2 separate regions of the Homo sapiens genome follow, and region 1 is linked to region 2. A link is an interaction called in ENCODE POLR2A ChIA-PET data of the cell type or tissue named here. Cell type or tissue: A673. All regions are shown on one strand. Links, peaks and the distances in the headings refer to the core of each region. The heading gives the core; the rest is flanking DNA. Region 1 overlaps RIN1 (Ras and Rab interactor 1). Region 2 overlaps BBS1 (Bardet-Biedl syndrome 1).

What was found. ChIA-PET counts read pairs that join two places held together with the same protein. Peaks named below come from ENCODE experiments on the same cell type or tissue, not always from the same donor. Only the 100,000 strongest peaks of a DNase experiment are listed, where the experiment ranks them.
Region 1: POLR2A ChIA-PET joins it to region 2 with 9 read pairs; 2 of 35 experiments call an interaction of 5 or more read pairs at or near these places.

What each region holds. Positions count from the first base shown.
Region 1 is chr11:66,322,004-66,333,024 of GRCh38, reverse strand. It overlaps RIN1 (Ras and Rab interactor 1), which reads left to right. Exons shown (of 10, transcript NM_004292.3): 10 at 273-2,784. The coding sequence ends at 749. Among named protein-coding and RNA genes, the nearest start is that of RIN1, 8.9 kb to the left of the region's middle. RefSeq lists an enhancer at 5,979-6,728. In A673, for the core only: a CTCF peak has its summit at 4,509 (motif pointing right); a DNase peak (open chromatin) is centred at 4,514; H3K27ac peaks cover 2,339 bases.
Region 2 is chr11:66,525,101-66,529,100 of GRCh38, reverse strand. BBS1 (Bardet-Biedl syndrome 1) reads right to left here. Exons shown (of 17, transcript NM_024649.5): 12 at 2,909-2,978; 13 at 2,294-2,452. It also overlaps a transcript of ZDHHC24 not described here. Among named protein-coding and RNA genes, the nearest start is that of BBS1, 16 kb to the right of the region's middle. In A673, for the core only: no CTCF peak of the experiment used is centred there; no DNase peak of the experiment used is centred there.

The DNA of each region.
Region 1 (11,021 bases), core at 2,530-6,529, 200 kb after region 2:
TTAATGCAGGAGAGTGCTTGGGGCACAAATTACTCACTATCAAATCTTCATCTCAGGCTTGTGAGCGCCCCACTGGGCTGTCCTTGCACCTGCGGCTGTGGCCCACAAGCCGACCCCTGGAGCACATAGAGCTTTTGCCGCTTGGTTCTCCCACTGGATCTCCACCTACCCACCCTGTCCCTGCACAGCCCAGAAAGCTGATGTCTCAGCTTTGGAGCCAGATGCATGCCAGCCGGGGCTGAGTACTTGTTTTTGCTTCTCCTCCTGCATAGCACCTCCTCCGAGTAGCCTATCAGGATCCCAGCAGTGGCTGCACCTCCAAGACCCTGGCCGTGCCCCCAGAAGCCTCGATTGCCACCCTGAACCAGCTCTGTGCCACCAAGTTCCGAGTGACCCAGCCCAACACTTTTGGCCTCTTCCTGTACAAGGAGCAGGGCTACCACCGCCTGCCCCCTGGGGCCCTGGCCCACAGGCTGCCCACCACTGGCTACCTCGTCTACCGCCGGGCGGAGTGGCCTGAGACCCAGGGGGCTGTGACAGAGGAGGAGGGCAGTGGGCAGTCAGAGGCAAGAAGCAGAGGGGAGGAGCAAGGGTGCCAGGGAGATGGGGATGCTGGGGTCAAAGCCAGCCCCAGGGACATTCGGGAACAGTCTGAGACAACTGCTGAAGGGGGCCAGGGTCAAGCCCAGGAAGGCCCTGCTCAGCCAGGGGAACCAGAGGCAGAGGGAAGCCGGGCAGCAGAGGAGTAGCTTGAAGTGGCCAGAAGGGTCATTCGGGGCGGGAGACCCTGAGCCTGCTGAGAAATCCTTTTAGCGCCAGCAAGCCCCACCCAGGGCCCTGTCCTGTGTCTGCCACCACCTTTGTCTGATACTTGTTTCCAGGGAAGCTGGGGGAACTGCCACATCTGAGGAACTGGAATAAAGATGAGGGGGCTTCGGGGGCCCCCAGACTGTGTGCCCAAGGCCCCTTGCCTCTTGTTCTTCTCCCCCAGCTGAGGGTGAGCCAGCCTGCAATGAGGGTGTGCCAAGTGGGGGCGAATCCGACAGATGCCCAACCTCTGACGTGGGGAGGGTGACGGTCTCAGCTCCTTTTACCCTTCCCCTCATGGGCATGGCTGAGGCAGGGCTCCACCCAAGTATCTCCCACCAGGCTGGGACTTCCAGACCCTAAAAGGTTCCAATGGCTCTTAGGTGTCAGGAGGATTTAGAGAGGCCACAGAACAGCAGCAAAGGCTTGGGGCCCACCCCTGTCCTGGACACCAGAAGGACCTGCACCTGCAAGCCTCAGTACTCTCATCTGTAAAGTGGGGACACTATTGCTGCCCTGCTCGGCTCCCAGAAGTGTCCCAGTGATCAAAATGGGTGATTTTGCTACAAGCAGAGCTCATGGCAGAAAGGGAGGGAGAGAGCTGGGCTGCTAACTCTCTCCCGGAGTCCGCTCTCTGCCAGACAGGGCTCCCACCTGCTGATGCCCAGTTCAGGGAGGTTATTCCCCTGGAAATCAGGCCCTGGGGAGAAAGTACCCAAGTTACAGTCTCTCCCCAAGATTTGGAGTCCTCCCAGGCCCTCCAGCATCTCTGGGGAGATCCACCAGCTGGCAGATAAGCTTCCAGAATGGAGAGGGGGCTCAGAAACCATGCTCTCTGCACTAAACTCTTGGCCCTCACAAAAGCTTTACTTGGCCATGACTTGTTGGGCCCACTGAGGGTCAGGAAAGTGACTCCCAGGATGTCATATAGCAAGTCCTTAAGGGTTCCCCCGCCCAAACCAGGGCATCAGGTTCCAACTCCACCCTCCATTCTAAGCCACCCACAAAGGCCGGGGCAGCCCCCAAGGAAGCCCAGAGCAGGCAGCAAATCCAAACAAGGAAAAGTGCCGACCACCAACCACGAGGGGGTGTGCACGGCCCGGGAATCTGCCGAGAGGGTGACCACCCAGGGGTGAGGGCGCCTCCAAGGCTGCAGCAGCAGAGGGGGTCCCGGGCCTTGCAGTCCAGCAGCATCAGGCAACCTGGGGACAGCGCAGGGGCCAAGGCCACTGGCCCCCAGGTCCCTTAGATTCTGGGGTCTGGGTAAGGCCAGCCTCTTGGGGGCCATCCCCAGGAAGGAAGGAATTGTCCCCTTATGGAGGATGACCCCAGAGGCTCTCTCCTCGGGCACTGAGCACAGAGGGGACGTCAGCCCAAATGTCAGACATGACAACTGGGAGGTAGAAATCGTGGACATTGGCTTTTTGGGTTTTTTTGTTTGTTTGTTTGTTTGAGATGGAGTTTTGCTCTGTCGCTCTGGCTAAAGTGCAGTGGTGCCATCTCGGCTCACAGCAACCTTCGCCTCCCAGTTCAAGTGATTCTCCTGCCTCAGCCTCCCGAGTAGCTGGGACTACAGGTGTGCACCACCACACCTGGCTAATTTTTGTGTTACTAGTAGAGACGGGGTTTCCCCATGTTGGCCAGGCTGGTCTCAAACTCCCGACCTCAGGTGATCCGCCCGCCTTGGCCTCCCAAAGTACTGGGATTACAGGCGTGAGCTACCACACCCAGCCAGACATTGACTTTCAGATGAGCAGTCCAGATACAGCCCAGTTGCACGGCTCCCATTTTTTTTGTCACTAGGCCACCAGCAGCTCTTCCCTCCCCACTTCCACGCCCTCCCAAGGTTCTCGCTGATAGGAAGTGTCCCGTTGGCTCTTCTATTCCCCTCCCTGTTTCACCACTCACCCCTAGTGCCTCACACAGTCCAATGCTGAGCACAAATGCCATAGGTGTTCAATAAATGTTGTTCACTGATTGGAGTTTGATAACCAGGAGTGAGGGACAGTGAGGCAGAAACCTGGGGAGTATAAGGGAGGACTCGGTTCTGGGAATCAAACACGGGATGTGTCAAGCTCAGTCCCAGAGGAAGGACCTGGAATGTTTGTAGAGGGTGCTCGGAGGATCCCAGGGGCCGGATGTACAACTGGCCTCATGGGAATGAGGCTCTGGGGCCTCTACAAGCCCTTCCCACCCTTGCCAGGCTCAGCATGACCTGACCCCCTCCCTGCCCTCCCCAGTGATGGGGCACCACAGGGAGCTGCTGCCTGGGTCTTGTGGTTTTTCTTCTCAAGAAACTCTGGGCTGGGCCTGGTGGCTCACGCCTGTAATCCCAACACTTTGGGAGGCCGAGGCCGGTGGATCACCTGAGGTCAGGAGTTCAAGACCAGCCTGGCCAGCATGGTGAAACCCCGTCTCTACTAAAAATACAAAAATTAGCCAGGCGTCGTGGCACACACCTGTAGTCCCAGCTACTGGGGAGGCTGAGGCAAGAGAATCACTTGAACCCGGGAGGCAGAGGTTGCAGTGACCCGAGATCACACCACTGCACTCCACCCTGGGCAACAGAGCAAGACTCCATCTCAAAAAAAAAAAAGAAATGAAAAGAAAACAAAAAAGAAACTGATTGGTCAGGGGTCCAGGCCAAATCAGCATCAACAAGATTATGATCCTGGGGCAGAGCCTCCAGGCAAGGCAGACAATGATAGGCCAGTGTAAGACCAGTCTCACTAGCCCCATTTTACAGATGAGAAAACTCAGACTTGCTCAGGGAAAGTGCCTTGTTACAGGACAAAGGGCTCAGACACCAGGTTCTGTAGTCCTTCAAAGCAGAGGGGCTGATTTATATGTCCACTCAGCACATCTATCAAACATCTGTTATAGGCCGGGCAAGGTGGCTCAGGCCTGTAATCCTAGCACTCTGGGAGGCCGAGGTAGGCAGATCACCTGAGGTCAGGAGTTCAAGACCAGCCTAGCCAACATGGTGAAACCCCATCTCTACTAAAAATATAGAAGTTAGCTGGGCAAGGTGGCTCACGCCTGTAGTTCCAGCTACTTGGGAGGCTGAGACTGGAGAATTGCTTGAACCTGGGAGGTGGAGGTTGCAGTGAGCTGAGATCACACCACTGCATTCCAGCCTGGGCGACAGAGCAAGACTCCAAAAAAAAAAATCAAACAACAACAACAACAACAGAAGTGTCTGTTATAGACCAAGCACCAAGCGCCCCCAGCTCCAGCCAAAGGGAAATAGGTCACATCTCTCCATTTGCATGGCGTGATCTGGGTGGTAACTGAAAGCTCACTGTGTCCTAGGGATTCCATGCCACCCCTTCCCCAGCCTTTGTCCTTATGGAAAAAGAAGCCAAGGCTCCAAGAGGTGACATGCCTGGCCCAGCGTCCGCTGCTGCAGGGCAAGACTGGAACTCTGACGTTTGGATCTATGAAAGAGCAGTCGGGTCATTTCCTTACTTGGAAGCATTGACCTTATCACTCCTAAAGTCACGGTGGTTCTGTATGCAAGTTTATTGTCTGTTTCCCTCACTAGAATGCCAGAGCCACCCCCACCTTGTTCGCAGTTAAATCTCAAGGGCCTTGAACAATGGCCGGGCCGGAACTGGCACTTGTGAATCTATGTGGAATGACTGATTCGGAAAGACGCAGCCTAAACTGTCCCTCCGCTTTCCTGGGTTGCAGGGTGGCGCATCCTTCATTGCTGCCACCAGGGGGCAGAGCGCACCTCATTCCTGGCCACGTGCAGGGTCCCCTCTGCTGAGGCGGAGGACCCAGGGGACTCAGTGCTCCCAGCCTGCTGCTAGGAGGAAAGCACCCAGTGGTGGGTCCCTGGGACCCTGCGAATGGGGGGTGAGGGAAGGGCTGCATATCCCTGGTTCTGTGGGCCAGTGTGCTCTAGGAACCAGGGGCCTACTGGTGGCCTGAAAGGGTTGCAGCAGAAGGCAGTCATTGAGACCCACCCTACCCTGCCACACCTTCAACACAGAGCATCTAGCACCCTGCCATGGCCTTGCAACCCATGTTCACACCCACAATTAACACACAGTGACACTGTCTGACCCACATTCCCACACAGGGTGCACATCCTGCCAGCCACGGGCACGTGCAACAACCCTGGGGCACCCCCAGGGTTAACAGGCACACCCTGACACTGTCAGCCATTCACTCCTGCGGGATGGGGTGCAGGGACACACTGGCGCCCCTCCTCCCAGACACACCCTGACACAGACCAGCCACCCACTCAGACATCCCTGGATCTGCAAACACTGAAATATTTCAGCACCCTTGTTCTTGGGTTCAGAGTGTGACTCCTGGACACACACATGGGGACAGGCTGACACAGAGACACATGGTGACCACCTACACTGGGATCCCATGATGCACTAGACCTACCTGTGCAGAACTGCCACCGGCACACTCCATCCCCCACTCAGACGCAACGGCGCACACTCTCCCGAGACACAGCACACGGCTGCCCCTTCCCACTCTCCAAGCATTTGAAGTGCAAACACACACAGAGACACACTCACAAAGACACACACAGAAACTCACAGAGACATACACACACAGACACACAGAGACACACACACACAGACACACATAGACACACAGAGACACACACACAGACACACAGACACACAAAGACAGACACACACACACATAGACACACAGACACACACACACAGACACACACAGACTTTTATACTTTGGAGCACACAGAAGCGGTCCAAGCCCTCTCCCGAGTCTCCTCACTCCAGCCCTGTCCTGTCCCACCACCACTCACCCACCCCAGCCCATGCTAGACCCTGGTGGGAGATGTGGGTTGCTGGAAAAGACCCCCATGAGGGGTGTGGTGACCCCACTAGCCAGGCAGGAGGCAGAGGCAGGCAACGCTGGGTGGGGAGGCCTGAGCTCATCAGATTCCAGCCTGAGTGATTCACAGGAAGAGCCTGGGGAGGACCCTGGAGGAGACACTGGCCCAGGGGCTGGGGCATTTGGGGCCTGAATGGGCTTTGGACCAGAGGGTCCTGGGTCCAGAGCGAGCCTTGAGTCTGGGGGCAGAGGACTTCCTGAGGGGGTGGCCCAGCCTGAAGGGTGCCTGCTGGACGCAGCCCCTGGGAGGGGCTCGGGGCTCAGCTGAGCCGCAGGATGAGACAATCGGCCCTTCCCACCCACCCCACCCAGGGCCAGGGCCCCTGACCCCACGCCTTCCAGGTCCTAGCAGCTGGGTGTCTTTAGCAGGGGTTAGGCCAAGGGTGGGGGCAGGGGTGTGGTGACCCTCTTGGCCCATTTTGGCCCCTCAGGCCCTCAGGCTGACAGCTCAGAGGCCCCAAAGGGCTGGGTCCGCCTGGCTGGGTTGGGGCCAACTGGGTTACAGCCCCGCACAGCCCTGCCAGGCGAGGCCTCTGCCAGAGAGCCGGGAACGCACGGGCTGTCCCCATGCCAGGGATGTTTTCCTGCTGAGATCGAGCCCTGTGCTTCTGCCACCCTCAGAACCCCTGTCTCCCAGGCCAGGCTGATGCTCAGAGGAGGTGGGGCCTGCAGCGCCCAGACCCAGCTGCAGGGTGACAGGAAGAAAGGATGGGGCTGGGGGCAGGGCGGGGGTGCAGGAAGTGCCTTTCTTGGAACTCTGCACAAAAATAGTCCATTCTGTCCCTACGCCGAGTCTCAGGGTCCCACAGGGAGGTGTGTGTCACCAAGGAGACCCTCAGCTGGGAGGGGCCGGTGCTGACCTTAGTCTGGCTTCTGCTAGCACCTCCCTCCCTCCCTCCACCCTCCGCCCTCCACCCCTCCACCCCCACTGCGGCCTCTGCCCCACTTTGAAGTCCTAACATAAATACCATGTCTGCTTGGGTTCCCCTTCCCGGCCTGGTCACAGCCCCCAGACCTGGCTTCCACCCCAGCCAGCCCCGTGGGAGTGTGGTGCCAGCAGACAAGAGGGAGGTCTGGACCACCCAGGGAAGGTGGCGAGCCAGAGACCCTGAGACAGAGACAGGGAGACACCGGTGGTGGAGGGGGAGACCAAAGTGAGCAGAGAATGGAGAGACAGACCCCAGAAACCAAGCAGGGGACGATCCTGAGGGCAGGAGAGGAGAGAGACAGAGACTCCAGAGACAGAGAGGGAAGAGAGGGGAGCAGAGAGAAAGAGACCCCTGCAGCCAGAGAGAGACGGAGTGAGACCCTGGGGACAGTAAGGGGCAGGAGGAAGAGGGCACAAGACAGGAAGCAAAGGGGAAAGTAAGAACCTTCAGAGAAGGTTCCAGAGATGGGGTGGGGGGAGGCAGGGACAGGGGTAGCAGGGGGAAGGATGTGGTGGAAAGAGAAGTGTCCCTGGCAAGTGGGACCAGCCATCTCGATTTCCTGGGATTGGCAGGGGTGTTGAGGGTGTCCCAGGACATGGGACTTTCAGTGCTGAAACCAAGAAAGTGGTCAGCAAACCTGGACGAGTTGGTTGCCCTGGGTGGTAGGCCTCTGGCAGACACCACGGGGACCACAGTGTCCACTCCACAGGCACCCCTTGCACAGGTGAGGAACCTGTGACCCTGAGAAGGGCTGCTCCTACACTGGGGCAGGAGGCCTGGGCCCTTCTAGCTCTGACACGTGCTCTGGGACTCCCTTTCTTGTGGGCAGATGGGGCCAGATGTTCAGGTCAGGCTTCTGCCACGAGAGGGAAGTGGGGTCCCAGCTGGGCCCAGGTTGGACAATCTGGGGGCAGCCATATGCTGCTCCCTCACAGCTGTGGGCACAGGTGTGGACTCGCGGGGACACACGCACATCACCCAGCTGTACACTCACAGCAGTCCCAGGCCTTTGCAAGCACACACATGCACACGCACACACACATGCACACACACATGCACGTGCACACACACATGCACACATGCAAGCATCCAGGAACACGAACATGGCCTCTCACCATGGTAAATACACCCCCAACCCTCAGCCCCCTTCGGTCGGCAAGATCCTTTACCCTCAGGGGCTAGGCCTGGTCTGGACCACACTTTTCCTGGGTCCCCCTTCCCCAAGCCTATTCCTCCCACCCGGCCCACTCCCCAGCACCACTGCCTCCCCTTCCGGCAGGGATCTCCCATCCAGAAGCACACAGGTTGGGGGGGAGGAGCAGGAGGCTGCAGTCGCTCCCTTCCCTCCCCAACTCCTGCCTGGGGTAGATGCCTGGACTTGGGTGGCAGGGACCCCCCAGCGCCCACCCAAGACCAGTGGCCTCCCACCCACCACACATCAAAGCTTCCTCCTGACAGTCCGAAGGCTGGGGTGGTTTGGGAAGAATTTAGGCGTGGAGGGAGGTGGGGGATGGGAACAGAAGAAAAGGAGAAAAGGAGGTGATTTGTACACAAAGCAATGTGCTGGCTCAGCGGCCTGGCGTGCCAAGGCCGTCCAGGACGCCTGCCTGGGGGGCGTCCCCTAATCACACTCGATACCCCACCCTGGCTGTTCCACTGGGCCCTCTCTGGGCCAGCCCTTCTTCAGGCCGCCCTCACCCTCACCCCCACAGGCCCACACATGGCATCCAAAACCACCATCTGCTTCTTGCCTGTCCCAGTAGCTGCAAGACAAGGCTCCTTCTCAGGCCATGGGCCTCTGTGTTCATGCTGTTCTTCAGATGAGCTCCCCTCATATGGGCCATGATCAGAGCAGGGAACCCCAGCCTCCTGACCCCTGATGTGAGCTGAGCCTGGCCTCCTGAGCTTGGAAGGTACATCGTCCCTACCCTCAGCCAGGGAGACATGTTGGCCTCAGAACCCAGCAGAAAACAGGCTGTTTGGTACCACGAGAAGCATCACACCTGATCCCTGCCAGTGGTAGTCTAAGTTGTCCTGTCCTGGGCTGCACTTCTGCAGAGCCGCGGAGTTCTGTTCTGAGCATGTCATTCATCATGGTGGCTGCTAGTTATGACTCAGGACCTCCCACTTCTGCCTGTGGCCCTATATCCAAACATGCATCTCAAAATCTTCTCATCCACACACCTGCCCACCTACCCATCTATCCATCCATCCACTTACTCATTTCTACATCCTTCCATTTAGCCTCCCGTCCACCCAACCACCCATCCACCTATTCTCCACGTAAACATCCTCCCACCCACCCATGCATCCATGCATCCATCCATCTATTCACTCTCCCACCCATGCATCCATCCATCTATCCACCCATGCATCCACCCACCCATGCCTTCATACATGCATGCATGCATCCATCCACCCACCCACCCATGCATCCATCCATTTGCCCATCTACTCATGCATCTACCCACCACGCACCCATGCATCATCTATGCATGCCTCTGCCCACTCATCCACCCACCCATGCATCTGTCCAGCCACCCACCCATGCATCTGTCCAGCCACATACAGCCCTATGCATGCATACATCTATCCATCCATCCATCCACCCATCCATCCATCTTCTGCCCAAGCATCCTTCTACCCACTCATACATCTGTGCATACATGCATTCATCCATCTACCCATCTACTCATGTATCCACCCACCCACACACCCATGCATTCACCCATCCATGCATCCATCCACCCACACACCCACCCCAGATCAACATCCATGTATCCACCCAGCCAGCCACCCCACTCATTCATTATCCATGCATGCATTCATCCATCCGTCCATCAGTCCATCCACTCATGCATGCCTCCATCCATCCATGCATCCATCCATCCATATATCCACCCACCCATCCTCCAAGCATTTATTGTATCAATTAGCATCTTCTCTCTGCTAGGCTGAAAGACTAGCAGGAAGAACAAGACCCCAACCAACCCCTCTCCAGCCCCTTAAACCCAGATCCCTGATGCTATGCCCGCTACATCCTCCAGCCTCACTAGATAAAACAGTTCTTGGGCAGCCTCAACCTTACCTCACACAACCTTGGGGAGGCTGCTGAGTGCTGGGCACCCTCCCGAACTGAGCAACCAGATACCTCTCCAAGTCTCATTCCCAATCCACCAGACGCTTAGCCTCACAGAGGCCAGAGGTGCCCCTTCCTGCCTTCTCCATCCCTCATGCTGGCTCAGGCCTCCTTCCACTTGCAAGTAGGCCCAGCCAAGACATCTGGAATTTGGCCTTTGACCTTTCTTCTCCTGCTTTGCCTGCTTGCCCCCCAACCCCTCACCCCCACAGAGGCTGGACTCCTGACCTCTGATCCCATCCACCCACTTGTCAGACGGCCTGCAGCCATCCGTCCCCTTAGACGCCCTAGTACTGGCCATTGCCCGACTCATGACTGGGCTCACCACACCCTTGGACCAGGCTCAGGACTGCCCCTAAGGAGCCTCTGGAGGCTGCCTCCCCCAGCCCGGCCCGCCCTGCCGCCGGGCTCTCCAGCCAGCTCCCTCCCCTTTCCCAGACTATTGCAACAGCCTCCTAACTGGTCCCTGGCCTCCAAGCCCCCTCCACCCACCACACACAAGCCACAGAGATCTCTCATCATGCCTCTCTTCCCCATGGCCTCCAGAAGGGAGCCCCGGACTTTTAGGGACAACTTCAACACCTTTCAAGACAGGCCCCTACTCCTTTTCTCCACTCCTTACTGTCCCTAACAATGTCCCTCACTTCAGCCTGGTGGAGTCCTTTGTATTCTCCAAACCCATCTTGAGCTCTGCCACCTCAGTAGTCTTGCCCAGGCTGTGCCTTCTTCCTGGTATGCCTTCCTCCCATCTTGTTTTTGTTTTTTCGAGATGGAGTCTCTGTTACCCAGGCTGGACTGCAGGGGGTGATCTCGGCTCACTGCAGCCTCCGCCTCCAGGTTCAAGCGATTCTTGTGCTTCAGTCTCCCGAGTAGCTGGGACCACAGGTACCCGCCAACACGCCGGGCTAATTTTTGTATTTTTAATAGAGACGAGGTTCCACCATATTGGCCAGGCTGGTCTCGAACTCCGGGCCTCATGTGATCGGCCCACCTTGGCCTCCCAAAGTGCTGGGATTACAGGCGTGAGCCACTGTGCCCTGCCCTGTCTTTGGTTTTTGACTTGAGGCCTAACTCTCAGAACTTTGCTCAAATGATGCCTGAGGGTGCTACAGCAAAAAGAGAACTGGAATAAGAATAAGGAGACCTTGGCTCTAGTCCCATTCCTGCCACCGACACTCTTTGAAACTCCTTGTACCTCAGTTTCCCCATCTGCAAAAAGGCCTGCCGATTGCCAGAGGTGGTCTGACTTCATGTGGAAGGCC
Region 2 (4,000 bases), core at 1-4,000:
CAAGAGTTTCACATTTTATGTGCTTTTTCTCTAGTACTTTTACAATTTATTTTTAATCTATCCAGAATTAATTTTTGTGGCTGGTATGAAGAAAAGGTCTGATTTTCTTCCTTTTTTTTTTTTTTTTTTTTTGAGACAGAGTTTCACTCTTGTTACCCAGGCTGGAGTGCAATGGCGTGATCTCAGCTCACTGCAACCTCTGCCTCCCGGGTTCAATCGATTCTCCTGCCTCAGCCTCCCGAGTAGCTGGAATTACAGGCACGCGCCGCCAAGCCTGGCTAATTTTTTGTATTTAGTAGAGACGGGGTTTCACCATGTTGGTCAGGCTGGTCTCGAACTCCTGACCTCAGGTGATCTGCCCACCTCGGCCTCCCAAAGTGCTGGGATTACAGGTGTGAGCCACCGCACCTGGCCGAAAAGGTCTAATTTTCTTTTCTAGAAGCAAGTTGTCCTGATTGTGTGTTTTTGGACAGTCTCACATCTCCCTGCCAATTCAAAATGACACCTTTCACACACTCTGACTTTCCACATGTTCAGGGTCAGTTTCTGGACTTCCTAATCCTGCCCTGATCTCCATTCTATTTCTGCATCCACACCACAGCTTCTGATTCCCACAGCTTGAGTTCATTTTGCTACCTGATAGGGTAAGTCCCCTCATTCTTATTTTCCCCAATCTTCTTAGGTTTACTCTTTGAATCAACTGGCCAGGTCCTTAAAACAAACCCCACTGGGATTTTAACTGCAACTTCAAGCTTTACAGCATTAGGTCTTCCCATCCTGCAACTTGGTAACTCTCTCCACTTAAGCATTCTTGAAGGTGGTCTTTTCTGTTCTTGAAGATAGTTTTACAACTTTATTAGACTTTGTACATTTTCTTTTTCTTTGAGACGGAGTCTGGCTCTTGTCACCCAGGCTGGAGTGCAGTGGCGTGATCTTGGTTCACTGCAACCTTTGCCTCCTAGGTTCAAGTGATTCTCCTGCCTAAGGAGATTACAGGCGTGTGCCACCATGCCCAGCTAATTTTGTATTTTTAGTAGCAAGGGGGTTTCACCATGTTGGCCAGGCTGGTCACGAACTCCTGACCTCAGGTGATCTGCCTGCCTCGGCCTCCCAAAGAGCTGGGATTATAGGCATGAGCCACCGAACCGGGCCTGCTTTCTTGAATCCAGGTCAACACCCTGTGCCTCTGCCTATATTACCCTGCCCTGCCCTGTCTGGGGGTCTGGCTATCATCTTTTAGGGTGAAGCCCAAAGTCACCTCGCTCTGAAGCCTTTCCCAAGCTTCCCAGGCAGAAGTCCTTACTCCCTCTGTGTGCTCCAAAAGCTCTTTGCAGAAACCCCTTCTACACATGATCATGAAGTTGGCCCCAGGTAGACTGAGTTCCTAAGGTAGGGACTATTATTTATTCTTTTTTTTTTTTTTTTTTTTTTTGAGACGGAGTCTCGCTCTGTCACCAAGGCTGGAGTGCAGTGGCATGATCTTGGCTCACTGCAACCTCCGCCTCCTGGGTTTAAGCGATTCTTCTGCCTCAGCCTCCCAAGTAGCTGGGACTACAGGTGCATGCCAACACGCCTGGCTAATGTTTGTATTTTTAGTAGAGACAGGGTTTCACCATATTGGCCAGGCTGGTCTTGAACTCCTGACCTCATGATCTGCCCATCTCCGCCTCCCAAAGTGGTGGGATTACAGGCGTGAGCCACTGCACCTGGCCCAAGGTAGGGACTATTCTAATTAAAGGCACCTGGCACAAGGCCTGGTGTAATCATAGGTACTGAATGAATGAATGAACGAACGATGAATGAATGAACAAATAAACGGGCAGGAAAAACTGGACAAGATGACACTGGTCAAATTCTACTTTTCTCTTTCTCTCTCTCTCTTTTTTTTTTTTTGAGAAAGAAGTATCATTATGTTACCCAGGTAGGTCTTGAACTCCTGGGCTCATGCTGTCCTCCCACCTCTGCCAAAGTGTTGGGATTACAGGCGTGAGCCACCATGCCCAGTCAAAATTCTACTTTCCTCATGAGAATTCCTGCGTTTGGAAGTGACTGCTCCCTTCCCTGAATTCTAAGGGCTCTTGCTGTCACCCACAGCACCTTCCAGCCTGAGGAACAGTGATTTGCAGGCAACGTGTACCTCCTAGGCTGTCCCTGGATTTGCAGAGGTGAGTGACCTACCTAGTTGGCCGAGATCTCCTCCCAGTGCACAGGGAGGCTGGGCAGCATTCCCCCAGCTTTGCTGTGTAGGAGCAGTGGAGGAGGAAGAAGGGAAAGGACCCAGTCTGAGGCTCACCGGTGCCAGCCTCCCGCTCTCGCAGTGTCTGATCCACGTAAAGCCGGGTCTTTCGGGGCACATTGAGTTTCATGGCCTGGGCTGGTGGGGGACCCACCTCACTTCCTCCCTCTACAAACACTGCTGTACGCTTCAGGATCTTGATGATCAGGCCACCACCTAGGGAAGTGGACAGTGGAAATGGATTTGTCCTCCCCAGTTCTACCCACATTCCCATTCTTTCTTCCCCAAACAATCTGCCTCCTATAGAGTTGCTTCTGTACACATCCGTCTTCCAGACGAGACTGTTTCTGGAAGTAACAAAGTGCATCTTAATAGTCTCTCATCATTAATTCATTAATCCACTTAGCAGTTATTTGTGGAGTACTGTGATGTTCCTGGCATCGTGGCAGGCACTGGGGATGCTGGGTGAACTAGAAAGATCGAATCCAGCCCAGGACCCAGCCCTTGGGCTGTCCCAGTGGAGGCCTAGCTCCAGAAGGACACTTCTGTAGGCCTTACTTTCCACACCCAGGTCCACCCATGCTTCATTTCCACCTCCTCCTCTTTCCCCAGAAGCAGGCCTGTCCCTTCACTCCCGACTTCAAAGCCCTTGCCAGGTCTGACTCCACTCACCTCGAGTGGTCATGATGAGGGTGTTGTCCTCCCGCCCGTACCGGCCAAAGCAAAGGCTGGTCACTGCATCCTATGTGGAGACGTCAGAGTTTAGTTGGGGAAATATCTTGGAGAGGAAAGCAAGACAGGGGATGGGTAGGGGAGGCCCCAGATATAATAGGTGAGAAGTGATAGAGACAGGCCTGGGGAATCGCTGCCTCTGAAATATTTCCTATATTTCTCATCTCCCCTCCAATCTCACTACCTCAGTTCCAGACCAAATATCACTGGCCCTCACTTTTGGGGTCAACCTCCTAATAGATCTCCCAGACTCGTCTTTCGGGTCTTTCTCCCCAGTCTGCCCTTCACAATGCTGCCTTTGCTACCTTTCAAAAACACAAATATGTCTGGTCTCTGATAGAAAACCTCCAATGGCTTTTGTTCTCTTTCTTAGGACACTGAAGGCCTTCCACATTTGACTCCAACCCGCCTTTTCTGTCAGTTCTCTCCTCTTTACCCTTCTTTCAACGAGCATACCACCGGCCCTCCCAGCACCTATGGCCCAAGCCAGTTGTTTGCAAATTTTATACTGTGACACAGGACAATTTACACACACATACACAGTTTCACTTGTGACATACTTTTTTTTTGAGATGGAGTCTCACTTCATTGCCCAGGCTGGAGTGCAGTGGTGTGATCTCCAGCTCACTGCAACCTCTGCCTCCTGGGTTCAAGTGATTCTGCCTCGGCCTTCCCAGTAGATGCGATTATAGGCATGCACCACCATGCTTGGCTAATTTTTCTATTTGTATTTGTAATTATTTATTTATTTTTGTTGTTTTGTTTTTTTGTTTTGAGACAGAGTCTTGCTCTGTGGCCCAGGCTGGAGTGCAGTGGCGCGATCTCAGTTCACTGCAACCTTTGCCTCCCAGGTTCAAGTGATTCTTCTGCCTCAGCCTCCCAAGTAGCTGGGATTACAGGTGTGCCATCACACCCGGCTTTTTTTTTTTTTTTGAGATGGAGTCTCGCTCTGTCACCCAGGCTGGAGTGCAGTGGTGCGATCTCGGCTCACTGCAAGCTCCACCTCCCAGGTTCACGCCATTCTCCTGCCTC